2 separate regions of the Homo sapiens genome follow, and region 1 is linked to region 2. Evidence: read pairs that join two places in POLR2A ChIA-PET (ENCODE). Cell type or tissue: K562. All regions are shown on one strand. Each heading gives the region's core, and the rest is flanking DNA. Links, peaks and the distances in the headings are about the cores only. Region 1 has its middle 14 kb from the start of THOC2. Region 2 has its middle 56 kb from the start of XIAP.

Region 1 (11,810 bases), core at 3,391-8,390, 57 kb before region 2:
TCCCTTATCCTCTTCCAGCATCTCAGCAGGCCGGGATACATTACCTGATAAAGTTCCTGAAACCTTTATCGCCACTGAATCTGGGTCCTTATAATCTTGCCTTGATTGAATTACCAGTTTTCATTGACCAATACTATTGAGCAAGAGAGTGATAAGAGGAAGCCCACTGAAAGTCGGTGGGTTCTAGACACAGTCCTTCTTGCCTTCATTGTGTAGTAGTCAGAATAGACCACCCTGCTCAGTACAGTGACTCCTTATTTGCCCCCTGTTCATCATGCTGCTGTTCGAAGATTGAGGAGCATAAAATGGCCAGAGAGCAGGGTGTCAGCTTCTCAAATGTCAGAATCCTGTCATATTCCCTGGTGGAAGCATTTCTCCTGCACTAGAACTTCCTAACCCACTGAGTCCAACATGTAGAAATGGAAAGCAAATATTTTTTCAGTGAGGGGGTCACTCCTACCTCTACCCCTTGAATCTTGGACCCATACACTATGGCAACAATGGAGAGAATATGATATATTGGCCTATGATGTAAAGCACATAGTAGGTTCAGTAGGACAGAATCCCAAACTTGCTGGGTGCTGCCACCCTGCTGGTGTCATTACTGAGCTTTCATCAGGAAATTTCACCATTCTGAGAAATAAAAATAAAATCCTGGCTGAGTGCGGTGGCTCACACCTGTAATACCAGCATTTTGGGAGGCCAAGGCAGGTGGATCACTTGAGGTTAGGAGTTAGATTCCAGCCTGATCAACATGATGAAACCCCATCTCTACAAAAATACAAAAATCAGCTGGGCATGGTGGCGGGCGCCTGTAATCTCAGCTACTTGGGAGGCTGAGGCAGGAGAATCACTTGAACCCAGGAGGCAGAGGTTGCAGTGAGCCGAGATCATGCCATTGCACTCCAGCCTGGGCCACAGAGCGAGACTCTGTCTCAAAAAAAAAAAAAAAAATTAAAAATTAAAAACATAATAAAATAAAATCCAGGCTGGGCGTGGTGCATCACGCATGTAATCCCAACACTTTGGGAGGCCAAGGCTGGCAAATCACGAGATCAGGAGTTCGAGACCAGCCTGACCAACATGGAGAAACACCGTCTCTACTAAAAATACAACAAAATTAGCCAGGCGTGGTGGCAGGCACCTGTAATCTCAGCTACTCGGGAGGCTGAGGCAGGAGAATCACTTGAACCCGGGAGGCAGAGGTTGCAGTGACCTGAGATTGCACCACTGCGCTATAGCCTGGGTGACAGTGTGAGACTCCGTCTCAAAAAATTAAATTAAATTAAATTAAATTCTATGCCCCCACCCACCACTGCAACCCACTAAACGGCCCCTCTCTTGGCTAAGTGGGCCCCAGAGAAACTTTCAAAACTTAGTTCCCAGCCATGATGGGATGGGAGATAGGACATGCCTCATTTTACCCCCTCTCTTGCTAACTGCCAATAAGCTTTCTTCCCTAAGAGTTAAACAGAAACCAGTGCTTTTGAAAGATTTGCTCCACCACTGATATCAACCAACCACCTGACACCTGATGGTGCCCCTCCCTTTTGTGGTTTGATACAACAACTGACTAGCATTTCTTCCTGATCAGAGGCCACTGATCATGGGGTAGTTCTGACTATTCTACAGAGGCTGCGCACAGAGGAATTTCATGTCCTCTGCTTCACCTTTTGATGTATAGAGCCTAATTGTAATACATCTAAATGTTAAGTCTCTATCCCAAAGTGAACATGGGACACCTGTTGCCTACATGTTAGCTTACTACACATGCCTGTGCCTCTCCTTCATGAATAGTCATAGCTCCTCTTATAACCTGTTGAATATGTATACTTAGCCAACCCTCTTAGCTTCAATTCTTGTTCCCTTTACTCCTCCCTTGATGTGTCCAGCCAGAGACTTTGCTTCCCAGCATGCAAGATTGCCAGCCTGCAGGTTGCAACCCCTTATGAGAAATAAAACTCTCAGCGGCCGGGCACGGTGGCTCACACCTGTAATCCCAGCACTTTGGGAGGCCGAGGTGGGTGGATTACCTGAGGTCAGGAGTTTGAGACCAGCCTGGCCAACATGGTGAAACCCTGTCTCTACTAAAAATACAAAAATTAGCTGGGTGTGGTGACACATGCCTGTAATCTACTCAGGAGGCTGAGGCAGGAGAATCGCTTGAACCCAGGAGGCGGAGGTTGCAGTGAGCTGAGATCGTGCCACTGTACTCCATCATGGGCAACAGAGTGAGACTCCATAAAAACTCTCCTTTCCAAATGTATAAACCTCATCATTTTTCAGTTGATGTGGTTCTTCAGTTGACATATCAAGACAGATGTTTTTGCATGATGGGACACAGGATAAGATCAATTAATTCCATGGAGATGAGCTTATCACATTTCCTTCATCCTAAAATGAGTTCCTTTGTTGGTGGCACTGTTCGGTGGGATGCCATGTTGATGAATAAGGCATTCTATGAGTCCACATGGTGGTGCTGGCAAAAACACTACAAGTATGAAAAGCAAATTTGTATTCAGACTATGTATCTATTCCTGTAAGGACATTTTGTGCCTTCTCCCATGATGAAAGGAGTCTAGTGTAACTAACCTCCCACCAGATGACTATCTGGTTCCCTGTGGAATGGAACCACACTGATGCTTTAGCCTTTGGTCTCTGCTGATAAGCAGATTGCCCATTAAACAGTGATGCTAGAGAGATCAGCTCCAGTGAGAAGAACCTGCTGTCGAGTCCACATATAGACCCCATTCCAGCTGCCATGACCATTTTGTTCAAGGGCCTACTGAGCAAACATTAAGGTAGCTGAAGGAAAAGGTTGGCTAACATCAACAAAATAGATCATCTCATCCACTTGATTGCTGAGAGTCTCCTCTACAAAGAATGCACTCTGGGGACAATTACGAGGAATACAAATACCTTCACACTCTGGCCTACTCTAAGAGGCCCATCCATGTATCTCTCTCCTAAGCCTCCTCATCACCAAATTCTTACCTTGTTTTTTTCACACTCTTCACTAGCCAGCCAACTTATTAGCCTCTGCCCATGAATCTGCATAGATCAGTATATGAGGACATTTCTCTTTCCTTCAATGTAAACAAACAGATGTAATATTTGGGAAGATTTTCCTATACCTCCATCTTTAGGGGCCATTCCTGAGTGGGGCTATAAGACAACTGCTGCCCACTTCCAGCAGCTGCAAGCCAACTATGCAAACACATCCATAGACCCACAGACCTACAGTTTCTTGCTTTGTTAAATGGTCATAGAGAGCTCTCTTTGAGGCCATATATATGGACTTATGGAGAAGTAGTGGCAAGTACCATGAGAGTCTGAGCCACTTCCTCGTTCAGTTTACTTTTACCTTCCCACTTTTCTAGGATCCAATATTATATGCAATTTCTATTTAACAATGGAATGCTGCCTGCATATGGCCATTTGATGATTGAATGGGTTGGATAACACTCAGTTAATGATGGACAGTTCAAGTCACATAATTTCTTCGTGTTCCATAGTCAGAAATACAGTCATGGCCAGGAATGGTGGCTCACGCCTGTAATCCCAACACTTTGAGATGCCAAGGCAGGAGGATCACTTGAGGACAGGAGTTTGAGACCATCCTGGGCAACATAGTGAGACCCTGTCTCTACAAAAAAAAAATAAAAATTATCTGGGCATGGTGGTGCACACCTGTAGTTCTAGCTACTCGGCAGGCTGAGGTGGAAGGATCCCTTGAGCCCAGGAGTTCAAGGATGCAGTGAGCTATAATTTTACCACTGCTATCCAGCCTGGGCAACAGAACAAGACCCTGTTTAAAAAAAAAAAAAGAAAAGAAAAGAAAGAAAGAAAAGAAAAGAAAGAAAAAAGAAAAGGAAAAGGGGCCTAGTAGCAAACCAGGTGCTGCCTTTCAAATGGAGAATAATTGTCAAGCAAGGAAAGTATAGTCTTGGCCAGGTGCGGTGGCTCATACCTGCAATCCCAGCAGTTTAGGTGGCTGAGGCAGGCAGATTGCTTGAGCTCAGGAGTTCGAGACCAGCCTGTACAGCATGGTTAAACCGCATCTCTACAAAAAATACAAAAAGTAGCCAGGGGTCAGTAGTGTGCACCTGTAGTCCCAGCCACCCTGGAGGCTGAGGCGGGAGAATCACTTGAGCCCAGGAGGTGGAAGTTGCAGTGAGCCAAGATTGCACCACTGCACTCCAGCCTGGGCAACAGAGCCAGACCCTGTCTCAAAAAATAAAAAGGGGAAATATAGCCTTGCTTCAATCCCCTAAGATTCCATGCTGTGAGAATTGTAATGGGCTTCATAGAACGTCTCTGCCACACTCTTCCAAAACCATTCAGTCTGCTGAGTCATAAGGCCCAACCAACAGGGCAGCCCAGATTTGCTGCAGAGCCTTTTCTTACTTCAAATCTCACTCAAAACTGGCAGCCTTACAGGTTACTCAGTAAATAGGCCAGAGCAGCATGCCCAAATATGGTATACATTGCCACCTAAATCTAAAGAAGCCCGCAGAGGATTGGTTTCTTTCTTTGTGGTGGGCGATGCAGGGAAAAACAATTTGTCTTTTATTTTAGAGGAGGTATCCTGACATGCTCCAGACCACTGGACCCCTAGAAATGTCATCCATTTAGCAGACATCAGAACTTTCGCAGGATTTGTCTCCTAGCCTGTGACCACAAGTCAATTAGGGTGCTTGATTGTTGCTGCTCATAGTGATCATTATCATTATGTCATCAATGTAATGGACCAGCATTATGTCTGTGGGATGAAAAGACAGCAGTTCCTTTTGGAATAGATTATGACAGAAAACAACATAGTTTAAGATAGCCCTGAGGTAAGAGAATGAGGATAAACTGTTCCTGATTATCTTTGCTGATAACATTTGCTAGGGAATTAGGTGCCAGAGGCGACGTTCATTTGCTCCAGTAAATGGGAACCACAGCCATGACTGGCATCATTATCTGACTAACAGTAGCTCACAATCATTTTCCAAAACCTATATGGCATTTTCCATAGGCCAAATGGGCCAGTTAAATGGGTAAGCAGTTGGAATCTTCACATTTCCATTTTTCAAGTCCTTGGTTTTGGTTCCAATCTCTCCCATTGTCTCAGGGATTTGGTATTGCTTTAGTGGTAGGGGTGAGAGGAGGATGTACAGTTAAAAGGGTTGCTATTTGCTACTTCCCTATAATAAGAGCTTTCCCTCTGTGGATATGTGGGTCAGAAAAACAATGTGTGGTGATTCTGCAAAGACGGGTGCAAGTTCCCACTGAATGGACTCAGACCAAGACTTTATTTAGCACCTGACTCAATAAATCCCCTCTCTGGTGATGGACGACAGTGGCAAACTATGTCTATAAGAATTAGCATTGGCCAGGCGTGGTGGCTCACGCCTGTAATCCCAGCACTTTGGGAGGCCGAGGAGGGCAGATCACGAGGTCAGGAGATCGAGACCATCCTGGCTAACTCAGTGAAACCCCGTCTCTACTAAAAATACAAAAAATTAGCCGGGCATGGTGGCGGACGCCTGTAGTCCCAGCTACTCAGGAGGCTGAGGCAGGAGAATGGCGTGAACCCGGGAGGCGGAGCTTGCAGTGAGCCGAGATCGCACCACTGCACTCCAGCCTGGGTGACAGAGCGAGACTCCGTCTCAAAAAAAAAAAAAAAAAAAAAAAAAGAATTAGCATCAATTCAGAAACAGGATCTAATAATTTTCAAATAGTTCTGGGTATTTTCTTTTTCTTGGTCATGGTCCTCTGGTAAATGGGCACAGGTCCCAGTCTGAGGGAGATTTAGAAGATTTGCAATATATATCTGTGATAGCATCACAGCTGAGTCCTTTCTCAGAGAGATCCAGCCTCCCTCTTAATCAATGGGCTCCAGATCTGTGAACTGGCTTAGTAGATCTGGGAACAGAGTAGGAGTTGAGGAGTCTGCAAAGTTTCTGCGTATCAGACCTAGAATTTTTCTGCTTCTGAAAGTCACACCTATTTTATTCCAAGGGAATTCCATAAATAATCAACCACTGCAACAGATGGAGGCAAAAACACTCTATTGCCATCCTATCCCTGCACTTTATTATGTTACTTGCACCCACCTTAGTTCTCAAAGTTAAGTACCATCACAGGCACTGTACCCTTTTGGACCCTATTGTTCCCACTGAAGCATCTCCCACCATTATCCCCGGCCTACAAAGGATATTCTATGGAGCTTTTCAATAATACTAATGCTCATCTCACCAATGTATTTCTTGATGCCTTATTGAAGAGAGTGCCCTCCCAGTAGGGTGACCAAGTTGTCCCAATTTTCCTGGGACTGTACTGCTTTTAAACTGAAAACGTCATAACCTAGGAAACCTGTAAGTCCTAGGTGAATCAAGACAGTGGGTCACCCCACCACCCAGTTCTTCTGAGAATATAGTTGGAAGTAGGCACTGAGCAGGTGGCATATAATAATCCCACTTTAACATTCCCTTCCCCTTGGGCATTTGAGCATCTGGGCTACACTAAGATCTTTTTGTTTTTGTTTATTTTTTTTTCTGTCACCCAGGCTGGAATGCAGTGGCATGATCTTCGCTCACTGCAACCTCCACCTCCTGGGTTTAAGCAACTCTCCTACTTCAGCCTCCCAAGTAGCTGGGATTACAGGCATCCACCACCTTGCCTGGCTAATTTTTGTATTTTTACTAGAGACAGGGTTTCACCATGTTGGCCAAGCTGGTCTCGAACTCCTGACCTCAGGAGATCCACCCACCTCAGCCTCCCAAAGTGCTGGGATTACAGGCGTGAGCCACCATGCCTGGCCATAAAAGGTTTTTACACAGGGGAAGCCTGGTACCCTTAGACAAGGAATATAGGGCTGCTTCTACTGGCAAGGAAGGGGAGTTGGGGGTTAAATTTTTCTCAGCCTCATCTGTTTATGCCCAAATAATTCCATCCAATGTGTTAGGGTCCTATTCCTTCCCCAGGAGTGCCTTTAACTTAGCCTAAGAGTCCTGGCAAGTCTTTACCTTTAATTGATGCCACACATCTGCAACATTTATAATCAGTCCTGGCCGGGTGTGGTGGCTCACGCCTGTAATCCCAGCACTTTGGGAGGCCGAGGCGGGCGGATCACCAGAGGTCAGGAGTTCAAGACCAGCCTGGCTAACATAGTGAAACCCTGTTTCTACTAAAAAAAAAAAAAAATACGAAAAATTAGCCAGGCATGGTGGAACACACCTGTAATCTCAGCTACTCGGGAGGCTGAGGAAAGAGAATCGCTTGTCATGCCATTGCCCTCCAGCTTGGGCACCAAAAGCGAAAGTCCGTCTCAAAAAAGTTAAAAAAAAATTATAATCAGTCCCTGAGCATGATCTTCAGGCTTATCTGTCCTGCAGCTCCAGGAGAATTAAGACTACTTTAATGCTGGCATTGTGGCTCTTTGATTTTCCATTGTGGTATGAGGTGTGCATTCAAGGCTTTCAGTTTGTCCTCTTTTCGATGTAAATTCTTTATGGTCATCAGAAACAGCCTTAGCCAAGTTAGCAATCACCATTGTCACCATAGGGACTAAGTGCTCTAGCCATTTCATTTTGCAAAGATTTGTCCTACAATTGCATCCCATTTGAAGCCACCATGGGTGATAATTTAAGTAATCACCATTCAATTCATGCCACACATTAAAAATGTCCCATTTCCCCTAGCAAAGAGGTCATCAAGCAGATAGCATTCTTTAGGAGGAAGAAGCAGAAATTAGGAGTGCAGCGAGTTTACTGGAAAGTGAAACTCGTGAAGGAAAAGAGGATCAGTAATCAGAGGTCTAGACACACAAAAAAATTAAACTTAAGTTAAACACAGGATTTCAACGTTCTTTTTTTTTGAAACAGGGTATCTCTCTGTTGCTCAGGCTGGAGTGCAGTGGTGTGATCACGGCTCACTGCAGCCTCAACCTCCTGGGCTCAAGCAATCCTCCTTCCTCAACCTCCTGAGTAGCTGGTACTACAGTGCATGTCACAGCACCTGGCTAATTTTTTTTATTCAGTCAGTGGTTCTCAAACTTTAGTGTGCATCAGAATCCCCTAGAAAGCTTATTAAAACAGACTGCTGGGCCCTACTCACAGGGTTTCTAATTCAGTAGGTCTAGGGTGGGGCTTGAAATGTGCATTTCTAACAGGTACCAGGTGACACTCCTGCTGTTGGTCTAGAGACAATATTTTGAGAACTGCTGCCCTAAACATTAGAAGTGGTTCTTAAAAGGCTGGGTGCGGTGGCTCATGCCTGTGATCCCAGCACTTTGGGAGGCTGAGGCGGGTGGATCACCTGAGGTCAGGAGTTCGAGACCAGCCTGACCAACATGGTGAAATCTGTCTCTACTAATAATACAAAAAATTAGCTGGGCGTGGTGGCGGACGCCTGTAATCCCAGCTACTTGGGAGTCTGAGGCAGGAAAATCACTTGAACCCAGGAGACAGAGGTTGCAGTGAGCCGAGATCACGCCACTGCACTCCGGCCTGGGCAACAAGCGTGAAATTCCATCTCAAAAAAAAAAAAAAAAAAAAAGTGGTTCTTAAAGTGAGATACTCCAGCAACCTACATCCGAATCACCAAGAACCCTGGCCTCCTGAGGTGTATGTTTTAAAGGAGAAGAGACACAATAAGCAATTAAACTAATAGAAATACAATGTCATAAAAATAAAGTGGAGCAAGGAGATGAAGAGTGATAGGGAATGCTATTTTAGACAGGGTGGTCAAATCAGGCATCTCTAAGAAGAAAACATTGGACAGAGACCTTAATGAACAGAGAGCAAGCTATTAATTATAATTCATGTCAATATGTTAATATGTGAGAGAAGAGTATTACAGGCAGAAAGAAAAATCACTGCAAAACCCATGAGACAGGAATATGCTTGGTATGTGTTCCTGGAATAACTCAAGGCCAAGAATTTGATTCTTTGTTCTTTCTGGTTCTTTGTGTTCTTTTCTCCCTGGGGTAATAAGCTTCAGTTTATTCTCTATCTCATAAATAGGGTCATACAATACATGCTGTTCTGCAACTTGCATTTTCCGTTAATGATAAATCATGAACATCCTTTCATGTCACTACATTTAAGATCTGCCTCATGGTTTATAAGAATTGCATAGTATTTCATAATATAAATGCACTAGGGATTTATTCGGGAAAAAAAATCAATTCTTCTTTTTTTGGAGACGGAGTTTCACTCTCATTGCCCAGGCTGGAGTGCAATGGCACGATCTTGGCTCACTGCAACCTCTGCCTCCCAGGTTCAAGTGATTCTCCTGACTCAGCCTCCTGAGTAGCTGGGATTACAGGCACATGCCACTATGCCCAACTAATTTTGTATTTTTAGTAGAGAGGGGGTTTCACCATGTTGGTCAGGCTGGTCTTGAACTCCTGACCTCAGGTGATCCACCCGCCTCGGCCTCCCAAAGTTCTGGGATTACAGGCGTAAGCCACGCACCCAGCCTCTGTGTATGTGTGTGTGTGTGTGTGTGTGTGTGTGTGTGTGTGTGTGTGTGTGTATGTGTATGTGTATATACATATATATATATGTAAATGAAATAGGGTCTCACTATGGCCAAGCTAGTTTCAAACTCCTGGTCTCAAGCAATCCTCCGGCCTCAGCCTCCCAAAGTTCTGAGATTTACAGGTGTGAGACACTGTGCCTGTCCTCAATTATTTCTTTAATCAGTTTCCCATAGAGGAATAGTTAAATTGTTTCCAGGTCTTAGCTATGACCCCAAAAATGCTGTAGCAGGCTGGGCGCAGTGGCTCATGCCTGTAATCCCAGCACTTTGGGAGGCCAAGGTGGGCAGATTACTTGAGGTCAGGAGTTTGTTACCATACTGGCCAACATGATGAAACCCTGTCTCTACTTAAAATACAAAAACTAGCCGGGCATGGTCGTATGCACCTGTAATCCTAACTACTGGAGAGGCTGAGGCAAGAGAATCGCTTGAACCCAGGAGGAGGAAGTTGCAGTGAGCCAAGATCACGCCACTGCACTCCAGCCTGGGCGACAGAGCGAGACTCCATCTCAAAAAAAAAAAAAAGAAAAGAAAAGAAGGCCGGGCGTGGTGGCTCACGCCTGTAATCCCAGCACTTTGGGAAACCGAGGTGGGTGGATCACGAGGTCAGGAGATCGAGACCATCCTGGCTAACACAGTGAAACCCCGTCTCTACTAAAAATACAGAAAAATTAGCCGGGCGTGGCGGCGGGCGCCTGTAGTCCCAGCTACTCCGGAGGCTGAGGCAGGAGAATAGCATGAACCCAGGAGGCGGAGCTTGCAGTGAGCCGAGATCGCACCACTGCACTCCAGCCTGGGCGACAGAGTGAGACTCCGTCTCAAAAAAAAAAAACAAAGAAAAAAAAAAAAGAAAAGAAAGAAATGCTGTAGCAAGTATGTGTATATGTGTGTGTATGTACTTGTTCATACATTCCTTTACACATTACAAATTTATTGAGCCGCTATTATGTGTTTGGTACTGTGTTATGTGCTGAAAATACAATGACTAACAAAACAGACATGATTCTTGCTCTTATGGAACATATAATCTACTGGGGAGAGTACCATACAATTAGTATATAGTAAAAAACTGTCTAAAGTTCTAGCAAGGTATGGCAGACACTGTTGTTCAGCGACCCAACTCTCACTCCCAGTCCCATTTTCCCCAGCCTCCTCCCAGCTAGAATACTGGCCAAAGAGACACAGTGGGTTGTGGTAGGCAATATAATGGCCCCCCAAAAGATGTACATGTCCTAGTCTCCAGAACCTGTGAATATGTTAGGTTACATGGCAAAGGGGAATTATGACTGCAAATAGAAGTAAGGTTGCAAACCAGGTGACCTTAAAATAGGGAGATCAGCTGGAATTATTCAGGTGGGTCCAAAATAATCACAAGAGTCCTTAAATGTGGAAGACAGCTGGCAGCAGAAGAGTCAGAGAAGGAGATGTGGTGATGAAAACAGAAGTCAAAGTGATGTAGGCTGGGCGCAGTGGCTCACACCTGTAATCCCAGCACTGTGGGAGGCCAAGGCAGGAGGATCACCTGAGGTCAGGCATTCGAGACCAGCCTGGCCAACATGGTGAAACCCTGCCTTTAGTAAAAATACAAAAATTAGCTGGGCGTGGTGGTAGGCACCTATAATCCTAGCTACTTGGGAGGCTGAGGCAGGAGAATTGCTTGAACCCGGGAGGTGGAGCTTGCAGTAAGCTGAGATCTTGTCGTTGCATTCCAGCCTGGGCGACAGAGCAAGCCTCCATCTTAAAAAAAAAAAAAGGTCAAAAGTGATGTGATTGTGATTGCTGTTGCTGGCTGTGAAGGTGGAAGGGAGCTACCTGTCAAGGGATATGGGCACCCTTGAGAAGCTGGAAAAGAAAAGGAAACCAATACACCCCCAGAACCTCCAGAAGGCACACAGCCCTGCAGACACTGTGATTTTAGCCCAGAGAGACCCATTTCAGACTTCCGACATCCAGAACTGTGAGATATTAAACCTGTGTTCTTATGGCCGGGCTTGGTGGCTCACGCATGTAATCCCAGCACTTTGGGAGGCCGAGGCGGGCAGATCACCTGAGGTCGGGAGTTCAAGACCAGCCTGACCAACATGGAGAAACCCTGTCCCTACTAAAAATACAAAAATTAGCCGGGCATGGTGGCGCATGCCTGTAATCCCAGCTACTCGGAAGGCTGAGGCAGAAAAATCGCTTGAACTCAGGAGACCAAGGTTGCTGTGAGCTGAGATCGCGCCATTGCACTCCAGCCTGGGCAACAAGAATGAAACTCTGTCTAGGCCGGGGTGCAG
Region 2 (11,810 bases), core at 2,518-7,517:
GCATGGTGCCAGGCTGTGAGCCAAGGCTCCGTAAAACTGGGTGCCTCTCGAGCTGGAAGCCTGTGTGTCTGGAAGCTCAGGGAGCAGCTGTGACCTGCACGTGGGATTCCTGAGCTCCCATGAACAGGCAGGAGAGGAGACAAAGGCCTGCACGTTGCTGTGGAAAAAGCCCTTGCAGAAGGCAGGAGGGGCTGTCAAACCAGGCTTGCTCTGAAAATGTGGCAGCAAGGGCCGCCTCTAATAAACCCCATAAAGGCTCAGTAAATGTGTGTTGAATCAGCAGAGAGGCGTCGCTGCAGACTTAGCCATCATGAGAGGGATGAAGGGCCCTTGAGTTCCTCTGTTAGAGAGGATAATTTAGCAGGCAGAAGAGAGGGAGGCTGCATCAGCGGCTTGTAGGGAGAAGCACTTGGCGCAGCAGAATGGGCAGTGATGGCCCAACAATTCCAGGTCAAGCGATGGCTTCTGAACACGCAGGGGATCCAGGCCCCTCCTTGCACACCGAGGGGGAGCACTCTCTGCAGTAGCCGGTGACACACATTTCATCACAGGGAGGAGGAGTGGCTTCAGGGTGACCGACTGTCTTGGCTTTGCTGGTACGAGGGGATTTCCTGAGAAGCCAGACTTTCCAGTTTAAAATCAGGCCAGTCCCAGGCAAACTGGGACAGCTGGTCACCCTCTGTGGCATTGGAGGGCATGTCAGTCTCAAGCAGGGCCTCTTCCCTTCTGCTGTTTAGAGCGGAGGAAGTGAAGGGGGCCTGGGTCTGAGCTGTAGCTCAGTGGGACTATAGGCCTGCCTCCAGTTCTAATGGGGGGCTGCCTGGAGGTGGCATAGGTTGGGCCCTCTTTTTCTTTTTTTAATTTTTTTCTTTTTAATTAATTATTGAGACAGGGTCTCTCTCTGTCACCCAGGCTGGACTGCAGTGGCGCCATCATAGCTCATTATAGCCTCGATCTCCCAGGCTCAAGCCATTCTCCTCCTTCAGCCACCAACTCCCACAAGTAGCTGAGACTACAGGTGCATACCACCATGCCTGGCTATATATATATATTTTAATTTTAGTAGAGATGATGTCTCGTTATGTTGCCTTTGAGGTTGGTCTCAAACTTTTGAGCTCAAGCAATCCTCCTGCCTCAACCTCCCGAAGTGCTGACATTACCCGTGCCCAGAACGTTGGGCCCTGTTCTGGAGGGCTTGCCCTAAAGAGGTTTGGTCTCAGCTCTGCTATGGGCACATTGTCCTTGGCAGGTATACTCATAATGACCCAAGACTGAGCTAAGACCAGTCTGTCTTCATCTAAACTGGGCTCTGTGTATGGCCAAAGTCTGTCTTGGGGAATCCCTAATCTTGTAATGGTTATGCACTCTGGACTGGTTTAGGGATGAGTGTGTGCTCAGGCCTGTGTCAAGCCAGTGTCATGGTTTGTTGAGCAGGGAGATGTCCACATCCTGTCTCAGCAAAGCCTGCCCCCTTAGTGGAGGCATAAGCAGGTATCTGAGGGGCAGCTGTCTCAGTATGTCTAGCTGAAGGTTGGCCATAAACCCTGGTCTAGCCATGAGCTGGTTTGGAAAGTGTTCTCTGTGGGTATATACGTGGGTCATGTCCTTGGCACTGATGTGCCATGGTGTCATCTTGGCTGGTGGTGTCTCCTGAGATAAAGGTATATTCCGTGGCGGTCCCCTGGCATGTTAGTGGTAGTTTTTACCCTTTTCTAGACAACGTCTGTTTCATAGTCCATGTCTGTCACTGACCTAACTAATGGCTGACTCATGCTATGATTTAGAACTTGTGTGGGCTGTGCATCGTGAGTTCTGGGCAGGTTTTAAGTGTCCTTGTTAGAGACTCCCTATATTTCTTTTTTTGTTGTTAGACAGAGTCTCGCTCTGTCGCCCAGGCTGGAGTGCACTGGCGCGATCTCCATTCACTGCAACCTCTGCCTCCCAGGTTTAAGTGATCCTTCCGCCTCAGCCACCTGAGTAGCTGGGATTACAGGCATGCACCACCATGCCCGGCTAATTTTTGTATTTTTAGTAGAGACGGGGTTTTACCATGTTGGCCAGGCTACTCTCGAACTCCTGAGCTCAAGTGATCCACCCACCTTGGCCTCCCAAAGTGCTGGGATTAAAGGTGTGAGCCATCACGCTTGGCTGAGACTCCCTATAGTTCTTCAACAGGATGGAGAGTTTTCTGAAGTATTAATGGTATGACTGAGGAGATCCTGTTTTGAAAGCAAGTCCTGAGTCTTGGGGTAATGCAAGTGGAGGGATACGAGCAGAATCTGCTTAGGGAGGGTCGCAATGGTGGAGATATGGTCCCCAGCTTGTATTAAGGAAACAAAATGTCTTCTTTATTGAAGAAAGGGACAGTATAGTTTTTAGTAAGAGTCCAAACAGAGCCTAGGCATGTGTACCACTCACCCCAAATAATCTAGGCTGTCCACCATTTTTTTTTTGAGACCGAATCTCGCTCTTTGGGAGACCGAGGCAGGCAGATCACCTGAGGTCAGGAGTTCGAGACCAGCCTGGCCAACATAGTGAAACCTCATCTCTACTAAAAATACAAAAATCAGCCGGGCGTGGTGGTGCATGCCTGTAATCCCAGCTACTCGGGAGGCTGAGATAGGAGACTCGCTTGAACCCAGGAGGCGGAGGTTGCAGTGAGCTGAGATCATGCCATTGCACTCCAGCCTGGGCGACAGAGGGAGACTCCGTCTCAAAAAAAAAAAAAAAAAAAAAATTAGGCAGGCGTGCTGTTGAGCACCTGTAGTCCCAGCTATTCAGGATGCTGAGGTAGAAGAATTGCTTGAGCCCGGGAGGTCAAGGCTGCAGTGATTTTGTCACTGCACTGCAGCCTGGATGACAAGGTGAGACTCAGTCTCAAAAAAAAGGAAAGAAAGAGAGAGAGAGGGGAAGGAAGGAAGGAAGGAAGGAAGGAGAGAGGGAGGGATGGAAGGAGGGAAGGAGGGAGGGAGGAAGGAGGGAAGGAAGGAGGGAAGGAGGGAGGGAGGGAAGGAGGGAGGGAGGGAGGGAAGGAGGGAGGGGGAAAGGAAGGAGAGAGGGAGGGATGGAAGGAGGGAAGGAGGGAGGGAGGAAGGAGGGAAGGAAGGAGGGAAGGAGGGAAGGAGGGAGGGAGGGAAGGAAGGAAGGAAGAAAGGAAGGAAAGAAAGAAGGAAAAGGAAAATTTAAAGTTTGCCAATCCTTATGCTAGAGAACTGTTCCCATTTGTTCAGCTCATCTGGAAGGATAATAGATGGCAAAAAATAGCATAAAATTTAGTTTGTGGCCATAATCCTCACAACAACCTGTTGATGTAGGGTGACATTCTCATCACATTCACAGATGAGGAAACTGAGATACAGAGAAGTGAAGTGACACAGCTAGTAAGTGCCAGAACCAAGATCTGGCCCCAAGCAGGCTGGCTTTATAGACTGGCTCCTATCTACTACAGAGAACTGTCTCCTTTGTAGAGCAAGGCTAGACATGCAGCCTTTATACAGCCTCCACCCTGCCAGTGTTATCACGATTCCGGAGTTCATTGAGGCCTCAGCTGGACTAAAGCAACATGCTCCAGTGCAACATCTGGACCCTTGCAGACAAATAATTGCACTATTCTTTACATCCTGTCTAAGTTCCCTTGTCACATCTGTGAGGAAGGCCTCCCTGTTCTACTTTCCTCAGCCATACTCTCCACACATAGAAAAGGACAAAGACTTAGCTACTTAGGAACATCACTTGGCTGCAGTGAGCTATGATTGTGCCATGCACTCCAGCCTGGGTGACAGAGCAAGACCCTGTCTCTAATAAGAAAGAACAAAGAATTTCATAAGTAATACTTATTCATTCACTATTATTAAATTCTAGCATTTTCTTCTATCTGCTTCAGAATTTCGTTTATTAAAAAATAAAATATAGGCCGGTCTCGGTGGCTCATCCCAACACTTTGGGAGGCCAAGGGTGGGGTGGATCACGAGGTCAGGAGTTCAAGACCAGCCAGGCCAACATGGTAAAACCTCATCTCTACTAAAAAAATTAATAATAATACAAAAATTATCTAGGCGTGGTGGCACACACCTGTAATCTCAGCTACTAGGGAGGCTGAGACAGGAGAATCACTTGAACCTGGGAGGCAGAGGTTGCAGTGAGCCGAGGTTGCACCACTGCACTCCATCCTGGGAGACAGAGTAAGACTTCGTCTCAAAAAAAAAAAAAAAATTGGCCAGGGCGGTGGCTCACGCCTGTAATCGCAGCACTTTGGGAGGCCGAGGCGGGCGGATCACGAGGTCAGGAGATTGAGACTATCCTGGCTAACACGGTCAAATCCTGTCTCTACTAAAAATACAAAAAATTAGCCGGGCATGGTGGCAGGCGCCTGTAGTCCCAGCTACTCCGGAGGCTGAGGCAGGAGAATGGCGTGAACCCAGGAGGCAGAGGTTGCAGTGAGCCGAGATCAAGCCACTGCACTCCAGCCTGGGCGACAGAGCAAGACTGCGTCTCAAAAAAAAAAAAAAAAAAAAAAAAAAATTAGCTGGGTGCCGTGGCAGGCACCTGTAATCTCAGCTACTCGGGAGACTGAGGCAGGAGAATCGTTTGAACCTGGGAGGCAGAGGTTGCAGTGAGCCCAGATCATGCCATTGCACTCCATCCTTGGCAACAAGAGCGAAACTCCATCTCAAAAAAAAATTAAAATTAAAATTAAAAAAATAAAAAATAATAATACTAAAATATAGCCCCAGTTGAAAATCCCTGTTCACTTCTGTATCTCTTTTCCTTCTCTCTCCAGCGGTAACCACTATTCTGAAATTGGAGCTTATCTTTCCTGTGCGTGCCAGAACTCTTAACTAGCCTGCCTTTTTTTTCTTTTTAAAATTTCATCATCCAGCATAGGCAAGAAATACTAGCTTTTCAAGTTCATATAGTCTCTCCAATCATTTTCATCCCTCCTCTGATGAGATATCCTTTGAACCTGGTTGTTTGGAGTTCAGTGTCTTTGTTCATGGTGATCTTAATCTATTCATAAGAGTGGTTGCCAGGCAAGAAAGGGGGATGGAAGTAAACAGAACTAGTGTCACGTCTGAGTCATTAGTCGGCCACAATTAAGTGCTTCCTATCTCAGTCTGTGACATCCAGCTGCTACTCACAGGGCCAAAGCAAATATAGCAGGGGCACTTCCTATGAGGGCCTTTGTTTAAGTGGTGTTCCAGAGTGCATGCTGTACTGGGTAAGGCAACCCACAGCAGATGAAAACATCTTGATCAAAGGGATGAGGAAGGAAGGAAACCAGAAGTCACAAGTAAGAAGCAGTGACAAGCATTGTCTTCCAAGAATCATCTTCAGTTTTCCAAAAGGAATAAGTTTAGGCCTGATGTGGTGGCTCATGCCTATAATCCCAGCACTATGGGAGGCCCAGGCCGGCAGATCACTTGAGGTCAGGAGTTCGAGACCAGCCTGGCTAACATGGTGAAACCCCATCTCTATTAAAAATACAAAAATTAGGCAGAAGTGGTGGCTCACACCTGTGGTGCCAGCTACTCAGGAGGCTGAGGCAGGAGACTTGCTTGAACCTAGGAGGCGGGGGTTGCAGTGAGCCAAGATTGGGCCACTGCATTCCAGCCTGGGCAACAGAGCAAGACTCCGTCTCAAAAAAAAAAAATAGTTTAGGGGTTACAAGATGGTAAGGTCAGAAACTGGTCAGAAAATGAAAGGCAAGATAAGTTGAGGCAAACAGCTCAAGACCTGGGCTGAACTGAAAAAAGAGGAAAGGGCATGGTGGCTCAGGCCTGTAATCCCAGCACTTTGGGAGGCTAAGGTTGGTGGATCACCTGAGGTCAGGAGCTGGAGAGCAGCCTGGCCAACATGGGGAAAACTCGTCTCTACTAAAAATACAAAAATTATACGGGCGTGGTGGCATGTGCCTGTGGTCCCAGCTACTCAGGAGGCTGAGGTAGAAGAATCGCTTGAACCCAAGAGGTGGAGGTTGCAGTGAACCAAGATTGCTCCACTGCACTCCAGCCCAGGCAAGACAGCGAGACTCCAAAAACAAAAACAAAAACAAAAAAAAAAACAAGAGGAAAGAGTAATAGGGACCTATGCTGCGTGTCCTTTATTGATTTGCTCCTCTAGATCCACTCTCTTTTTTTTTTTTGAGACAGATTCTCACTCTGTCACCCAAGCTGGAGTGCGGTGCCTCGATCTCAGCTCACTACAACCTCCGCCTCCTGGGTTCAAGTGATTCTCCTGCCTCAGCTTCCTGATCAGGTGGGATTACAGGTGCGTGCCACCACGCCCGGCTAATTTTTATATTTTCAGTAGAGACGGGGTTTCACCATGTTGGTCAGGCTGGTCTCGAACTGCTGAGCTCAGGTGATCCACCCGCGTTGGCTTCCCAAAGTGCTGGGATTACAGGTGTGAGCCACCGCGCCTGGCCTAGATCTGCTCTCTTCTCTGTTCTGTACTCTGGGAGACTGACCTATGTACATCACATCAGTGAGCTCCATTGCCTCTGGCTTCCAGCTGGGTTGGTTTGTTTGTCTGTCTGTCTGTTTGTTTGTTCTGTTTTGTTTGAGACAGAGTCTCACTCTTGTTGCCCAGGCTGGAGGGTAATGGCACAATCTCAGCTCACCGCAACCTTCGCCTCCAGAGTTCAAGCGATTCTTCTGCCTCAGCCTCCCGAGTAGCTGGGATTACAAGCATGCACCACCATGCCTGGATAATTTTGTATTTTTAGTAGAGACGGGGTTTCTCCTTGTTGGTCAGGCTGGTCTCAAACTCCTGACCTCAGGTGATCTGCCCACCTTGGCCTCCCAAAGTGCTGGGATTACAGGCGTGAGTCACCGCGCCCGGCTTCTCCAGCTGAATTTGGTCAGTGGGGAGGGACTGGCAAGGATTTTCAGAAAGGGCAGAGAATGAAGTTAGGGTACTTATTCCCTAACTTTTTTACTGAGGGGTTTCCAGCAGGCTGGCTGGCCCTTTCTCTCACCTGAATGAAGGTCATAGTTCCTCCTGTGAATTAGCCCTTTCCATACAATATTTGCTCTTCTCCAACCCAAGTGCAAGAAATCACCCCCTTCCTTTGCTTCCTACTTTGTTAAACCTGGGTTCTGCAATATAACTTATGGATTCTCTACATCCTATATAAATGTTGTAAATAAGCCGGGAGCGGTGGCTCACACCTGTAATCCCAGCACTTTTGGAGGCCGAGGCAGGTGGATCACTTGAGACCAGTAGTTTGAGACCAGCCTGGCCAACATGGCGAAATTCTGTCTCTACTAAAAATACAAAAATTATCCAGGCTTGGTGGCACAGGTCTGTAATCCCAGCTACTCAGGAGGCTGAGGCACGAGAATTGTTGGTCCTGGGAGCTGGAGTTTGCCGTGAGCCAAGATCTCACGCCACTTCATTCCAGCCTGGGTGACAGAGTGAGACTGTGTCAAAAAAATAAATAAAAATAAAAAAATAAAATAAAAAGCAAATGTTGTAAATAGTTGTTTTATTCAGTGCTTCTTTCAAAAAAATTGGTTAGGCTATCTGTTCCTACTGGACTTTAACTGATCCAGAACTCCTTTTTGTATTACTGAGAAAATTCCTTACAAAATAATTCCATTACTTCTATTAATAACAACTCATTGACTTTCAATTCAAGGAAGAGATATATAAAAAGACACTCTAACTAATAATGTTGTGAAACCACAAAATGTTTACACCCAAATTTCCTAAAGAAATCATATTCAGGCTGGGCGCGGAGGCTCACGCCTATAATCCCAGCACTTTGTGAGGCCAAGACGGGCTGATAACTTGAGGTCACTAGTTCGAGACCAGCCTGGCCAACATGGTAAAACCCTGTCTCTACTAAAAATAGAAAAATTAGCCAGGTGTGGTGGTGCATGCCTGTAATCCCAACTACTCGGGAGGCTAAGGCAGGAGGATTGCTTAAACCCAGGAGGCGGAGGTTGCAGTGAGATGAGATCTCGCCAGTGCGCTCCAGCCTGGGCAACAGAGCAAGACTCCGTCTCAAAAAAAAAAAAAACCAAAGCCAGGCACAGTGGCTCACGCCTGTAATCCCAGCAATTTGGGAGGCCAAGACGGGCAGATCACCTGAGGTCAGGAGTTCAAGACCAGACTGATCAATATGGTGAAACCCCATCTCTACTAAAAAATACAAAAATTTGGTGTGGTGTGGTGGCTCATGCCTATAATCCTAGCACTTTGGGAGGCCAAAGCAGGTGGATTGTCTGAGCTCAGGAGTTCGAGACCAGCCTGAGCAACATGGTGAAACCCCATCTCTACTAAAATACAAAAAAAGTAGCCGGGCGTGGCAGCATGTGCCTGTAACCCCAGCTACTTGTGGGGCTGAGGCAGGAGAATAGCTTGAACCCGGGAAGTGGAAGTTGCAGTGAGCTGAGATCATGCTATTGCACTCCAGCCTGGGCAACAGAGGGAGACTGTCTCAAAAAAAAAAAAAATTAAAAAATTACTGGGTGCAGTGGCTCACACCTGTAATCCCAGCACTTTGGGAGGCCAAGGTGGGTGGATCACCTGAGGTCAGGAGTTGGAGAACAGCCTGACTAACATGGAGAAACCCCATCTCTACTAAAAATACAAAATTAGCCGGGCGTGGTGGCGCATGCCTGTAATCCCAGCTACTCAGGAGGCTGAGACAGGAGAATTGCTTGAACCCAGGAGGCAGAGGTTGCAGTGAGCCGAGATCACACCACTGCACTCCAGCCTGGGTGACAGAGTGAAACTCTGTCTCAAAAAAAAAAAGAAAAGAAAAGAAATCATATCCAGAACATTGAGTTCTAAGCTCAGGAATCTTTAATATCTTTTTAATTTTTTTATTTTTATTTATTTATTTTTTTTTTGAGATGGAGTATCGCTCTATCACTCAGGCTAGAGTACAGTGGCACAATCTCAGCTCACTGCAACCTCCACCTCCCGGGTTCAAGTGATTCTCCTGCCTCAGCCTCCCAAGTAGTCAGCCAATTTTTGCATTTTTAGTAGAGCTGGGGTTTCACCATCTTGGCTAGGCTGGTCGCAAAATCCTGACCTCAAGTGACCGCCCACCTCAGCCTCCCAAAGTGCTGGGATTACAGGCGTGAGCCACCATGCCCGACCTAATATCTTTTTTAAAATGTTGAATTTCACAAAGGTAATCTCTGATGTGTTTATTTATTTGATGTCTATGTCCCCTACTAAATTCCATGACTCTGTTAGAACAGGGACATATCTGTTTTGTTGTATGCTATATCCTCAGTGATGAGGACGGTAACTCTCAAATAGTAGATCCTTGACATTTTTTTTTTAAGTTTAATGAGTGAGAGAAAAAAAGTCAAAAGCAGTAATAACAACAATTAACCATCATAGATTACTGATGAGTCACTCTCTTAATTAGAGGCAGATGTGATGAGGCAGGCACTTGTTTGGATAGCGTCCTTAGTGAATCATGTGACCTGTTTATGGCTTACAATTATATCGTTTTGTGAAGGTGGTGTGGGAGTGTTCACAAATTTTTCAGGGTGTCTGCTCCATTATAAAGATAACATGAGATGGTAAATTTCAACATAGCCTGAACAAAATTGGACTTTAGGAAAGCCTTAAAGCCTCATTCAGAGCTGAGGAATTCATAACACATGTTTTGCAGGGGTATGCCTGTAATATCAAGTGAGTCCCTGAAGGGAAAAGGCAATAACATTAAGAAACCTGTAAATGCTTTTGATAGGAGCACTAGCAGAGATTCCTTAACTTAATTGTGCCCTTACCTAACACATCACCCAGGAAATAATACTCATCAGTACACCCTTTTCAGGGCATTCATTTGCAGATGCTTCTGGTCAATAAATCAGCAAACATTCCTACTGCACCTTCTATTTGTCCCGTCCTGTGAAGACACCCTCCCACCCCAAGGCCCTGGCAATGATGAATAAGACATAGTTCACGTCTGTGATTGCTCACAGACTAGTGGAGCCATAGTCACAATATAAGTACCCTAATGGAGGTATTAATTTTTTGTTTTGTCTTTTTTTTTTTTTTTTGAGACAAAGTCTCGCTCTGATGCCCAGGCTGGAGTGCAGTGATTCGATCTCGGCTCACCGCAACCTCTACCTCCTGCGTTCAAGCAATTCTCGTGCCTTGGTCTCCCTAGTACCTGTGATTACAGGTGTGAGCCACCATGCCCGGCTAATTTTTGTATTTTTAGTAGAGACGGGGTTTCACCATATTGCCCAGGCTGTTCTCTAACTCTTGAGCTCAAGTGATTCACCCGCCTAGGCCTCCCAAAGTGCTGGGATTACAGGCGTGAGGCACTGTGCCAGGCCTATTTCAGTTTTCTTTCAGTTTAATTTTTTCCCCTTCCCATTCTTATTGAATTAATTTCTTTTTTCTTTTCTTTCTTTTTTTTTTTTTTTGAGATGGAGTTTCGCTCTTGTTGCCCAGGCTGGAATGCAGTGGCCCTATCTCGGCTCACCGCAACCTCTGCCTTTCGGGTTCAAGCGATTCTGCTGCCTCAGCCTCCCGAGTAGCTGGGATTACAGGCATATGCCACCATATCCGGCTTATTTTGTATTTTTAGTAGAGAGGAGATTTCTCCATGTTGGTCAGGCTGGTCTCGAACTCCTAACCTCAGGTGATCCGCCCGCCTCGGCCTCCCAGAGTGCTTGGATTACAGGCGTAAGCCACCGCGCCCGGCCCTTATTGAATTAATTTCATTTTCTGATTATATAAAACATTAATATGCTTATAGAAGTCAAGAATATGTAATAATTCATACTCAGGAATGTCACTTCCTTCCATCCATATCCTTTCTGTACCACTGCTCCTCCCTCCTCCAATCTCTTGTGTGGTGATCTGCATTGTTGTTTTCTGGTTTATTTGTCCTGTGTTTCTTTTCCTAAAGATAAGCAGACATAGGACTGTTTTCTTATTTTTCCTTCTTTGTTGACCAGATGGGAAACTATTACATATACTCTTTTTCATTTTGCTTCTTCTGCTTAACATTAATAGGGATTTTTTTTTTTTTTTGAGACAGTCTTGCTCTGTCACCCAGGCTGGAGTGCAGTGGCATGATCTCAGCTCACTGTAACCTCCACCTCCTGGGTTCAAGCGATTCTCATGCCTCAGCCTCCTGAGTAGCTGGGATTACAGGTACGCACCATGATGCCCGGCTAACTTTTGGGTTTTTGATAGAGACAGGGTTTTGCCAAGTTGGCCAGGCTGGTCTTGAACTCCTGACCTCAGGTGATCCTCCTACCTTGGCCACCATGTCCTGCCAAATAGGGATATTTTAAGGTCTACTAATGTCAGGACTAGGGTGAGGTAAGGCATACTGGGCCCAAAATTCAAGAAGACACTAGTGAACTCTGATTGGAGGAGTCTGATATCTGATAGGTGAATAGGTATACACCTAGCAGAGAAGAGGATCAAGACGGGACAAAGGAAAAGTATGTGCGAAGGCAAGGAAGCATGAAAGAGCATTGTGAAAAGTGTAATGTAACTGAAGTAGAGAATGTTTGTTAGGGAGTGCCTGGAGATGATGCTAATAAAGTAGGTGGAGGCTGGGTTATGAATTGCCTTAGGTGCTAAGAGCCTGGACTTTATCCTAGAGGCAGTAAGAAACCCTTGAAGATATGTTCCACACCCTTGATTGCAATATTCACTCAGTCATCAGGTTTCATCAACTCCACTTCCACGATGGCTCCTCTTGAAGGGTTTTTTTTTTTTTTTTTTTTTTTGGCGGAGGCAGGGAACAGAGTTTCGCTCTTGTTGCCCAGGCTAGAGTACAATGGTACAATCTCAGCTCACGGCAACCTCCACCTCCC

What was found. Peaks named below come from ENCODE experiments on the same cell type or tissue, not always from the same donor. Only the 100,000 strongest peaks of a DNase experiment are listed, where the experiment ranks them.
Region 1: POLR2A ChIA-PET joins it to region 2 with 5 read pairs; 3 of 35 experiments call an interaction of 5 or more read pairs at or near these places.

Annotation. Positions count from the first base shown.
Region 1 is chrX:123,740,872-123,752,681 of GRCh38, forward strand. No RefSeq gene overlaps it. Among named protein-coding and RNA genes, the nearest start is that of THOC2, 14 kb to the left of the region's middle. In K562, for the core only: a CTCF peak has its summit at 4,091; no DNase peak of the experiment used is centred there.
Region 2 is chrX:123,798,593-123,810,402 of GRCh38, forward strand. No RefSeq gene overlaps it. Among named protein-coding and RNA genes, the nearest start is that of XIAP, 56 kb to the right of the region's middle. In K562, for the core only: no CTCF peak of the experiment used is centred there; a DNase peak (open chromatin) is centred at 5,089.